4 separate regions of the Mus musculus genome follow, and all the other regions are linked to region 2. Evidence: chromatin loops called from intact Hi-C (ENCODE). Cell type or tissue: heart. All regions are shown on one strand.

Evidence for each region. A loop is a pair of places that touch in the nucleus more often than their neighbours do. Peaks named below come from ENCODE experiments on the same cell type or tissue, not always from the same donor. Only the 100,000 strongest peaks of a DNase experiment are listed, where the experiment ranks them.
Region 1: it touches region 2 in a loop (3-fold over the local background); 7 of 42 quality-filtered maps call a loop at or near these places.
Region 3: a loop joins it to region 2, with 2.8 times the contacts of the local background. A loop is called at or near these places in 8 of 42 quality-filtered maps.
Region 4: a loop joins it to region 2, with 2.4 times the contacts of the local background. A loop is called at or near these places in 2 of 42 quality-filtered maps.

What each region holds. Positions count from the first base shown.
Region 1 is chr10:53,463,060-53,465,559 of GRCm38, reverse strand. No RefSeq gene overlaps it. Among named protein-coding and RNA genes, the nearest start is that of Gm40650, 24 kb to the left of the region's middle. In heart, no CTCF peak of the experiment used is centred here; DNase peaks (open chromatin) are centred at 1,339 and 1,889; H3K4me3 peaks cover 168 bases; H3K27ac peaks cover 79 bases.
Region 2 is chr10:53,378,025-53,380,524 of GRCm38, reverse strand. It overlaps Cep85l (centrosomal protein 85-like), which reads left to right and starts at 642. Exons shown (of 13, transcript NM_001204983.2): 1 at 642-1,016. The coding sequence starts at 944. In heart, a CTCF peak has its summit at 1,159; a DNase peak (open chromatin) is centred at 634; H3K4me3 peaks cover 2,442 bases; H3K27ac peaks cover 1,390 bases.
Region 3 is chr10:53,429,538-53,432,037 of GRCm38, reverse strand. No RefSeq gene overlaps it. Among named protein-coding and RNA genes, the nearest start is that of Gm36229, 21 kb to the right of the region's middle. In heart, no CTCF peak of the experiment used is centred here; no DNase peak of the experiment used is centred here.
Region 4 is chr10:53,595,529-53,598,028 of GRCm38, reverse strand. All of the region lies in intron 7 of Mcm9 (minichromosome maintenance 9 homologous recombination repair factor), which reads left to right. Asf1a (anti-silencing function 1A histone chaperone) reads right to left here and starts at 1,068. Exons shown (of 4, transcript NM_025541.3): 1 at 731-1,068. The coding sequence starts at 839. In heart, a CTCF peak has its summit at 1,174 (motif pointing left); DNase peaks (open chromatin) are centred at 358 and 1,168; H3K4me3 peaks cover 2,142 bases; H3K27ac peaks cover 2,220 bases.

The sequences.
Region 1 (2,500 bases), 85 kb before region 2:
CCTGTGGATCAAAGGTATCCCTTTCATGGAAACTGATCACACAAATGATTCTATGATTTCTTTCCCACACACTCAGTACTCACCACATGATCAGTAAAAAGTGTCCTTTCACTTAAATTGCTTACATTCCTATCTTTAAAAGGCATACACATTCGTAACAAAGGGGTTTCTAACCATGCTAGCTCAGATCATTCAAAAGTCACTGGAAGCGAACTCTATGGATTTTTTTCTTTGAAGAGAAAGATGAAGGGAGGAGGAAAAAAAGGAAGAAAGGGAGGAAGGAAGGAGAAAAGGAAGCTTACCAATCTTGTTTTCTTCAAAAGAAATACAAGGAAAGAAAAGGAAGAAAGGAAGAAAGAAAGAAAGAAAGAAAGAAAGAAAGAAAGAAAGAAAGAGAGAAAGAGAGAAAGAAAGAGAAAGGAAGAAAGGAAGAGGGAGGGAGGGAGAGGAGAGGAGAGAGGAGAAGAGAGGAGAGGAAGGGAGGGAGGGGAGGGGAGGGGAGAGAGAGAGAGAGAGAGCGAGCGAGCAAAAAGCAACCTCACTTGGAAGGCAAGATAACAAACTAGAGTTGGTACTGCTTAACTGGACTGGAAATACAAATGCATATTTAAGGCTTGACTTGAAGTTAGCCAGCCCTACTTCTGTCTGCCTGCAGCTGATGTTAGGTCAAGAGGCTGCCATATCCAATTGCAGAAGGACAGTAGTCCTGCTTCTGGTCAGTTTCCTGAGTGAGAATCCATGTTGTTTCACCCCCTCCTCCAACATGTGTTTGTTCACTCAAGGGATGAAACAGATTTCCTTCCAGATTGCTTTCCATCTGGCTGATGTATAATCACAAACAAGCTGCATTACAAGCATTTTTTTCAAAGCAGCAACTCTCATTTTCTATTCTACTTTATGTAGGTGAGCCTTTGAATGAAATTACTTTGAGACAATTTCTGAATGAGATTGTCATTGGTGTGCATTGCCTGCTGCAGTATCTTCTGTAGTATCTTCAGCTATATTTGCACATGTCTGTGGATATGTCATTATGTCATTGGTCTGTATATATGTAACATGCATGCATCTCTAGCTTTTCTCCTTGCTTGGCTCTTCTGAGACCTATGGTTATCTCCATACTTCTTTGTTTTTTCGAAACAGGGTTTCACTGTGTAGCTCTAGCTGTCCTGAAACTCTGTGACTAGACCAGGCTGGCCTCGAACTCAGAGATCTGCCTGCTTCTACCTCGTGAGTGCTGGGGTTGCAGGCCTGTCCCATCATGTCCAGTCCAGACGTCCTTTTATGCTAACCTGATTTTAGAGCTTGAACCATAACAATTGACGTGTGGGAAGAGGCTGACGTCATGGGAAGCTGGGATTTGTTTTGAGGACAATCAGGAAGGAAACAGTGTCCTGGAAAACCTGATGAGTACGGGTCAATGAACTTGCATGGAGCACAAACCAGGGTGTTGGTCTTGCAGAAGCCCAGAAGGAAAGTACCCTTCCCAATTTCCCTGCCCTCAAAGTGGTGAGCTGACAGGAGAGGGGCATGTGCAGAGAAAACTTGGGGACTGAACCAGCCACCCAAATGTCTCTCTCTTTTTTTTTTTTTTTTTTTTTTTGCGGCTGGCTGTTGGTGATAATATGTTTCCCATAAATTCTTTAAAGCCAGTTCCATTTTTATTAAAGTACTGGTGAAACAAAGGAAGAGACAGAGGAGCTGGTGAAGGAGTGTTGGTCTGCCGAGCTCTTTACTTAACTCTCATTGTTTTCCAGGCTAGGGCTGTCCTGTGTCTGTCTAGTAGCAGCCCAAGTGAGGAAACCTGCACAAACGTCTGCCCATCAGTACTGACAGGATGCTATCTGGTCTCTGCACCCCCAACTGCTCATTAGGCATCTCAGGAGTAGCTATCTGCTCCCAGAATCTCAGACATGTCTGCTGCCTGGGAACTTTTGCACACCAAGCCTCATGAATAAAGTCAAATTGGAGGTTGGGGTGAGGGAGGGGCTCTGTAAGTAGCCATCTAAAGCTGGAGAGGCCACTGCGGGTTCTGGGTTCTCCTTAGTCACTAAGACACTAAGGAGGGAGGAGCAGGTGGAAAGGGCAAAGGAGTTGAAGGAGGAAGGGGGAAAAAAGGCTTTTCCCATTCCCTTACAGAACAGCCCGAGGGAAATATATGACCGCCCTCAGCCTTATTTTGACCTCAGATGCTATTTTCGTAGTAACTATGATTAGAAAATACTTATTTTTAAAAGGTTGCTTCGTAATAGCAGGAAGCTGTTCTTCAGTTTTGACCCCAAGGTTCATGGTCCTTTTTTTCCTGCTTCAGAACCTGGCTCCACCATATTCTAATGATGTGCGTATCCGTACAGGCGAGGATGCACACGAGGCTCTCAGAGAGAGAGCGAGCAGCACGCATGGATCTGAGTCTGTGCTGTGTCTCTGCAGTGCACAAGAGCCCCTTTGAAACACAGCTTCTCACAGAGAGTCTGTGCCCACGCTACCTCCCTTACCTCCCATT
Region 2 (2,500 bases):
TAGCAGTTTCCACATTAGGAAAAACATCACTGGACTCAAAGCCTAAGGAACTTATCGTCTGGGTTACTTCTGATTGGCATGCTGAGACTGCCTCCTTGTACAGTGGTTGACAGTGTTTAGTTTGTATCTAAATATTCAAATGATTATATTGCCAACAAGAGTAATTGCAAGAGGATGCTGTATTCCTTTGTCTTTTCTCAGGATGTCTGTTCCTAGGAAGGGTGGGAAATAAAGTGGAGCAGATGTGGGAGGCAGGGATGTCCTCTTTTCTATTCCCACCGTGATCCATAACCGGTGCTTGTGGAACGCATGACAACAATTTTAATTCTGATCTCCATTCTGAGTCAGATGGCTAGCCCCACAGCCCCTTGAAGCGGTTGCAGGGACAACTCGCACCTTTTATAACAACTGTGCCCCTAGAAAGCACGTATAGGAAGACAGGGTTTGGGATTAAATTATGGACCCTCTCTCAGCTTGAAGGTAACAGGATGGAGAAGTAGGGAGCGGCTTCAGGATGATCACCCGCATGCTGTTAGCAATAGGTTTTTGGTTCGCCAAGAGTCCCAGGCCCCGCCTTGAGGCCCCGCCCTCTGGGCCCCGCCCCCAGCCCCATCCAGGCCCCGCCTGTCCTGGCCCGGCCCGCTGCCTAAGGTTCTGCCGGGCGGAGGGGGCTGAGAGAAGCCGCAGCTGCAGATTCGCTTTGAGCCCCGGAGCCTGCGATCGCGCCGCCGTCACCGGGGAGCTACTAGCTTCCCCGGCCCGGGCCTCAGCGCAGCCGGCTGGGCCATGGCAGCCGCCGCGCTCCGGGGCCGTCGCTGAACAGCCGTTAAGCCCCCCGCCCGGGTCCGGTCCGCGCTGCCGAGGCCCAGGCTCCGCTCAAGTTTCCGCCCAGAAGCCGAGGCGACCGCGGGCCCCGAGCTCCAGGCTCGCCCGCTCGCCCGCTATGTGGGGCCGTTTCCTGGCCCCGGAGGCTGGCGGCCGGGACAGCCCCAGCGGGGCCCGCAGCTTCCCTGCGGGTAAGGAGGACTGCGGGCGGGTGGGGTGACGGCCGCCAGGGCTTCTCCGGAGTCCGCGCCCTAAGGCCTGCGACCCCCGCGGGGTGACAACTCGGCTCTTCTGGGCCGCTCGGCCGGGCTTTGTTGTCCCTCGTGTGGTGTGCGTGGCTGCCCCACGCGGGACGCGGGCGGGAAGGTCGCTGCAGTGTCGCCCGCAGCCACTGCTCCAGAGAAGCTGCTGAGGACTTGGTCGCCGATTGAGACCCCCGAGGGGGCGGCAGCTCTTAGAAAGCAGGTCGCATGGCTGCCAGGGCTCTCCTGGGTCCCATCAGAGCCCAGCCGCCTTCGAAACGGGGCTCAGGGAAACTGGGGGGTTGCAGCTTTGCGGTGGTGGTTGTAGGGACTGTTAGAATCAGACAACCATTTCATGCCTGCATCACCCAGAAGTTGTGTAGGAGCCACTGAATTATAAATCTTCCCCTAACGTGGAATAGAACAAGAAGAGTTGGCTTGACCATGACAAGTTATCTAATGATGACAGTCTAAAGGGCTCTTTAATCTGAACTGAATCATGAACCCCTTTGAAAAGCTGAAAGATACATAAATTTTTTTCCTTCTCCCCCCCACCCCCCAAGAGAAAAGGGCTACTTATTTGTACGCAGAATTTCTCCTAAAAATTTAGGTATTTTGGGGACCCATGGGTGGTAACCCTGTTCTACAAAGTGTTAGAACTTGACTTGTGTAACTTAGAGGCAGTTGTGTACCTTTTGCAAAACTGTTCGAAAAGAAGCATTTTGTAGGAGTCCTTTTGTGGTATTCTCTGCCTTTTTGAAGATACCATGCAGGCACATTGCTACTGAAATTTTGAACAATGAAATTCTGTGACAGTTTAAATTCTAAACTATCAGTAGTTCTCAACCTCCCTAATGCTGCGAACTTTAAAAGTTCCTCATGTTGTGATGTCCCCAAACCATAAAATTATTTTCATTGCCACTTCATAACTGTAATGTTTGCTATTGTTATGAATTGTAATGGACGTAGTTGAAATGTGACTCTCATGAGGTCATTTGACGTCAAGGGGTCGCGCGACCCAGAGGTTGAAAACCATTGGTTTAGAACTGTAATGTCTGTATGTCTGTCTCTATGTGTGTGTGTATATAATGTATATAATGTATATATATATGTATGTATATATGTCTCTTACACCTTATTCTTTTATACCCTCCCATAATAGTTTTAGAATAGAGATTAGAATAGCTGTGAATTTAGTAACAATATATGCAGGGAATTACTTTCTAAAATATTTACTGGTTGCCTTCAAGAGTAGACAGACATTTAGAGGTTTCTGATGCTTACCCAGTTGTTGTGGGGCCTGGCCTGGAAGTGGCTTTAGTGATGGAGAAGGTACTCATCCCTGGGGGCCAAAGAGAGTGATTTCCAGCTATCCATATATGTCAAAACCCATCTGTGATGTCTTTGTAACCTAACCTCTAAAATCTTACTCT
Region 3 (2,500 bases), 52 kb before region 2:
GTGCCTCAATAGCCTGCACTCAGGCCAGAAACTGCCACGGTGTCCACACTCAAGGCTCGGGATTGGTCAGGGCAACAACAGACAAGAGAATAGGGACAGTAAGGTGAGTGGGTGAAAAAAATGTGTCATAGACACTTGGCTATGTAGAAAGGGGGTGAGAGATGGGGAGGTTGGTAGAAAAGAACACAAGGACTCCCAGGTCTCCTCCGAGAGTGTGAGGGGTACTCAAAGAGGAAGGGTCGGAGAGAAATACCTTCACCTACAGCCTTCATAGGTGAGATAACTCTACATGGCATTGAGAGGCTGAGCTATAGGTGCCTGAACAGATGGAAGAGTAAACACTTTGGGAAATAAAGAAATGAGGTGCTTCCACAGCCCTGGTTATATTACAGCTTGAGTTCTGGATAGGGAGTGAGTCTTTCCTGGGCTCGGTGCCACAGTTTTCAGTTACAGGCAGCACTGGAAACCTGTAGGCCAGCGGTTCATATCCTTCCTAATGCTGCAACCTTTTAATCCCTCATGCAGTGCTCACCCCAACCATAATGTTATCTCACTGCTACTTCATACCTGTAGCTTTGCTACTGTTTTGAACCGTGATACACGGGATATCTGATATAATACACGGGATATCTGATATAGAGACCCTGTGAAAGGGTCTTTTGACCTCAAGGGAGTCTTGATGCACATGCTGAGAACCACTACTGTAGGCCATCCAGATCAAACAGGATGGAAGAAAAGGGAATCCAGTGCCTGGGTTTATAAGGAAGTGATAAGACATGATGATGCTGACTGACAGCTCAAGAGGAAAAGAACAGCATTGAAGGAGAAGGGAATACAGGAAGGTTAGTGAAAATCTTGACGTAATTCTCCTTTGTTTAACGTAATACATAAAAAAATAAAAAAATGACAGGAAATTCAAATGCATGTTTTATTAGTGGAACTCACCCTAAGATGAAAAACTGTGGCACTTCCTGAACTGCTCAGAAGAGCTAAGGCGCTGGACTTAGAAAGGAAAACCATGGTGGCTGGACAAATTACAATCCTGGCCAGACATCCTCATACCTTGCAGTGTTCACAGGTGTTCCACTTTCAAAATACCTCGCTTCTGGCAAGCCAAGGTTTTCTCCTGAAATGGGCATCTGCAGTTCAGGACACTTTCATTTTTGGTTGTTTTGCTACTGATAAACCTGGGCTTCAATGAAGAAAACAAAACAAAACAAAACAAAACAAAACAACCAAAGGACCTGTTTTCAATTCTCAGTATCCTTTCTAAAAGCCAGGTGTGGTACCCTGCAATGTAATCCTGGTACTGGCAAGGTGGAGAGAGGAGCCTGGCTGACTAGCTTAAGCTAATTGGAGAACCTGAGGTTGCAGTGATAATGAGAAAACCTTGTTTTAAAAAACAAGGTGGAAGTGACCTACAATGTATACACACACACACACACACACGGAGGAGAAAGTGTAGACACACACACAGGAAAAAGTGCAGACATACACATATACAAAGAGGAGAAAGTGCAGACACACACACACAGGGGAGAAAGTGCACACACATACACACGCATATTAGAAAATGCAAACATACACACACACAAAAGTGGTGCAAGCATTCATACACACAAACCTATAAATTGATAATAAAATGAAAATGCCCTCTTGAGCACCTGTGTATTATTATTACATGAAAAACCTGAGAGCTCTCACAGAGGCCAAGACTCAGTCCTGGGTCATGTGTGCACAGGAGAGGCTCCGACACTACGGAAGAACAGCTCTCAACACTCCCCAATTAGTGCGGTGCTAACTGTGAGCAAAACAACTGACTGCAAGGGTGAGGGGGGCAGGCTTCACAAAGAAGGCCTCCCAGGCATTGCAGAAATGCTCAGTGACAGAGAAAGAATTCACACTAATGGGGGAAATTATTTATGGTATTGCAAGGGTGAAAAGGAGATTTCTTCAAACATGCTGGCATGTGTTACTCGGCTCTAGTGTTTAGACATATGGAGTTACCATGCCTGTTAAATTATTAAATGTGCCAGAAGACTTTGGAATCCCTTGAGAACATGTTGTGAGGAGGGCTGTCACATCCCCATTATGCCTTCAACACACAAATGTCACATCAGCTTGAAGTCTGCAGAAGGACAGAGCTTTAGAAAACCACCTAGTCAGTTCTTGTATTGGTTTTGCCCTTTATTTTGTGCAAACCACCCTCAGCTTCCTCACGACTCCAGGAGATTAAGGCCAGTGCAGGTTAGCTGACTTGGTCTCCAGTGAAAGCCACTCAACTAGAGAGGGCTGGATTTGATCCAGGGTTTATTTAAAAGGCCTTCATGAGGCCTTCGTAGTAATGTGTTGCATGTGCTTTGTAGTTAAACTTTGGACAGTTTTTCTTTTATTGTTCCCTTGGTAGGAATTATGTTTCTTTTTCCCATCCATAATTTGGGTAAGCTCAGAGGGACGCTTTGTGCTGTTTTTTTGTAGTGTTATCTCAAGGCCTGGAGAA
Region 4 (2,500 bases), 220 kb before region 2:
CATTTTCTCCATCTGCTTGGACGTGGAGTTATTTTAATTGCTTCTTCTTCACACGTTCTGGAGAAAGTCTTTCAGACTTTCTAAACGCCAGAGAAGTGCCTGGAATTGGTTAAGCACCCTGCTTCTGCTCTAGGGTGCCATGGAACTTCCCAGCCCCTCACCATTTCTCTCCGAGAGGTCTCTGTCCCCGGGGAGAGGCGGCGCACAGCATCCCGGGCGCCCGCGGAGAGCACGGCCGCCCCCCGGGAGCCAGGCGCCGAGGGGCCGAGCCCAGCGCCCGCCTTCCGCGCTGGTTGGTGGAGGGAGCCGGAGAGCGGCGCGAGGACAGCCTCGGCGGGGCTCGGGCGGGAAGGCGCGGGCCCGCTCGCCCCCGGCGGTCCGGAGCAGGCGTCGTGCCGCCGGGTAAGATGGCTCCGCTTCCCACCGGCCCAGCTTGCTCCCCACCGGGCCGTGGGGCCCTGGGGCCGCCGAGGCCGCACGACCCCCCGCCAGCGCCGCGCGAGCCGGGGGCCGCCGAGCGCCGCCCGCCGCAGACAAAGCTGACAACATGGCTCCCTCCGCCCGGCAAGTTGCTCGCAAGTTGCGGCGCGGCCGGCGTCCCTCAACTTCAAGTTTCCCTCGCATGGCCGCCCTCCCGCCGGCCGCCGGCCGCGGCCCACCCCGCGCGAGGCCGGGCCGGGAAACTTTAACGTCCGCCGCCGCAACTGACAGCCCGGCGCCACTCGCTCACCTTCAGACAGGTCCTCGATGCACTCGAAGGTGATCTCGAACTGGAACGGGTTGTAGAAAGGCGACGGGTTATCCAGCACCACTACATTGTTCACCTGAACCTTTGCCATATTTTGAAGAAAACACAAACAATGGGGCCGGGGCTGGCGGCACCACCGAGTCCCGCGCGCGGCCGCTCCGAGAGCGCAGACCCCCGCCCCGGCGCGGCGCGGCCCGACGTCGTGCAGCTGCGACTTGAGAAACTTTTTTTTCCTTTTTATTTACACGGCGGCACTCCACGGTGTTTTGCAGCTTTCCTATTTCACTAAACTACAGCCCATTCTGCCCTGATAACTAGCAGCGTTGCCCGCGATTGGCTGCCCCCGAGCTCTGACCCTCCTCCTCCAGCGAGGGCCGCGGCGGCGAGCAAGATGGGCTCCCGCTCGCAGAACGGACGGGAAACTTTCACTGCGGCTCCACCTGCTGGTGCGGACCAGGACAAAGGCGCAGAACAAAGTGAGTGGAATAGGGGCTGGGAGGCCCGCGCGGAGGCCGCCGGCGGCGGGGGAGGGGCGACGCAGGCCCCGCCCCCGCCCGGCGGGGCCGCGCCACACGTCGGGCGTGGCCGCGGCGGGACGGAGGGGGCGGGACCCGTGGGGTGGGCGGGGCCGGCGGTGGAAGCAGGAGGGCGCGAGGCGGCCCCGTGTGTGTGCGCAGCATGGGCCTTGGGGTTTTTCGGGTTTTCTTCCAGCCTTTAACGCTTCCCCCACCAGTGCCGGCGGCTTTGCTGGCTCTGCTGGATTTAGCAGATAAGGTGTGCTTTGCAGCCCTTGTCAGGCCCAACTAGCTGTCTGTGCTTCTCGCAATCGTAATGGTAGAGAATAGGGAGAAGGGCTGGTTGCAGTGGGAATAAATTGCATTTTTATAGCCCATGTCAGCTCGAAAGGAGCAAGCCATTTTGGAATTCAAGTTCTTGGCCACGACAGTGCGGTGAAATAGATACAAAATGAGGGCGGGGTGATTTTACACACACACACGCAGGCTAGAAAAAAAATATGCGATCTTCAGCTGCATGTTGGATTTCTTCCCATTTAATAACTGAAAAGATGTAAAACAAAACAAAAAAAAAGAAATAAAAGGGGGAAAACGTGATCAGTTACAGCGAGGCTTCTGTTGTTGGGGGGGCACAGAGAAAGAAGTCAAAAGTCGAGAAAATGGAAGTGTCTGAAGGCCAAAGGACAACAAATGTATTTTTGGTGGAATATGAGAAAGGAGAAAGCACAGATAACATGCCATTTGCTCTTCAAGGCATTTATAACAAACATTCATAAGTGAAAAAGTGCAGCACACCAATTCTGAGGAGACCTTCCATGCCTGTGACGCCTGTGAGACCATTTCAAGGCTGACTGGAGGAAAAGTTGCTTGTTTATGGTACTTAGCCACTGTGGGTAGACTAGGAAACAGGAAACGGAAACCTAACACCTTTGTGAATGTGAACTGATTCTTTTTACTGTGGAGGTGTTACTCATAAACCATTGGGTTCTTTTCTTTTTCCTTATAAATGAAACTACTAAACTATTCAATAAAATCCGGAGTGAAAATTATGTCTTAGTATTAATCTGCAAGTGAAGTTTCTGCTAGTGTGCAGAATTTAATTAATCTTCCTTGGACAGGTTGAGACTCAACTGGATTGCTGTGGATGATCTGTCCTTGTCCGAAGACCTTTAGTTATCATGAAGCAGGGCCTTCCATGTTTAAGGAGATTAAAGTGGGGAGAGAGCCACTTTTATTG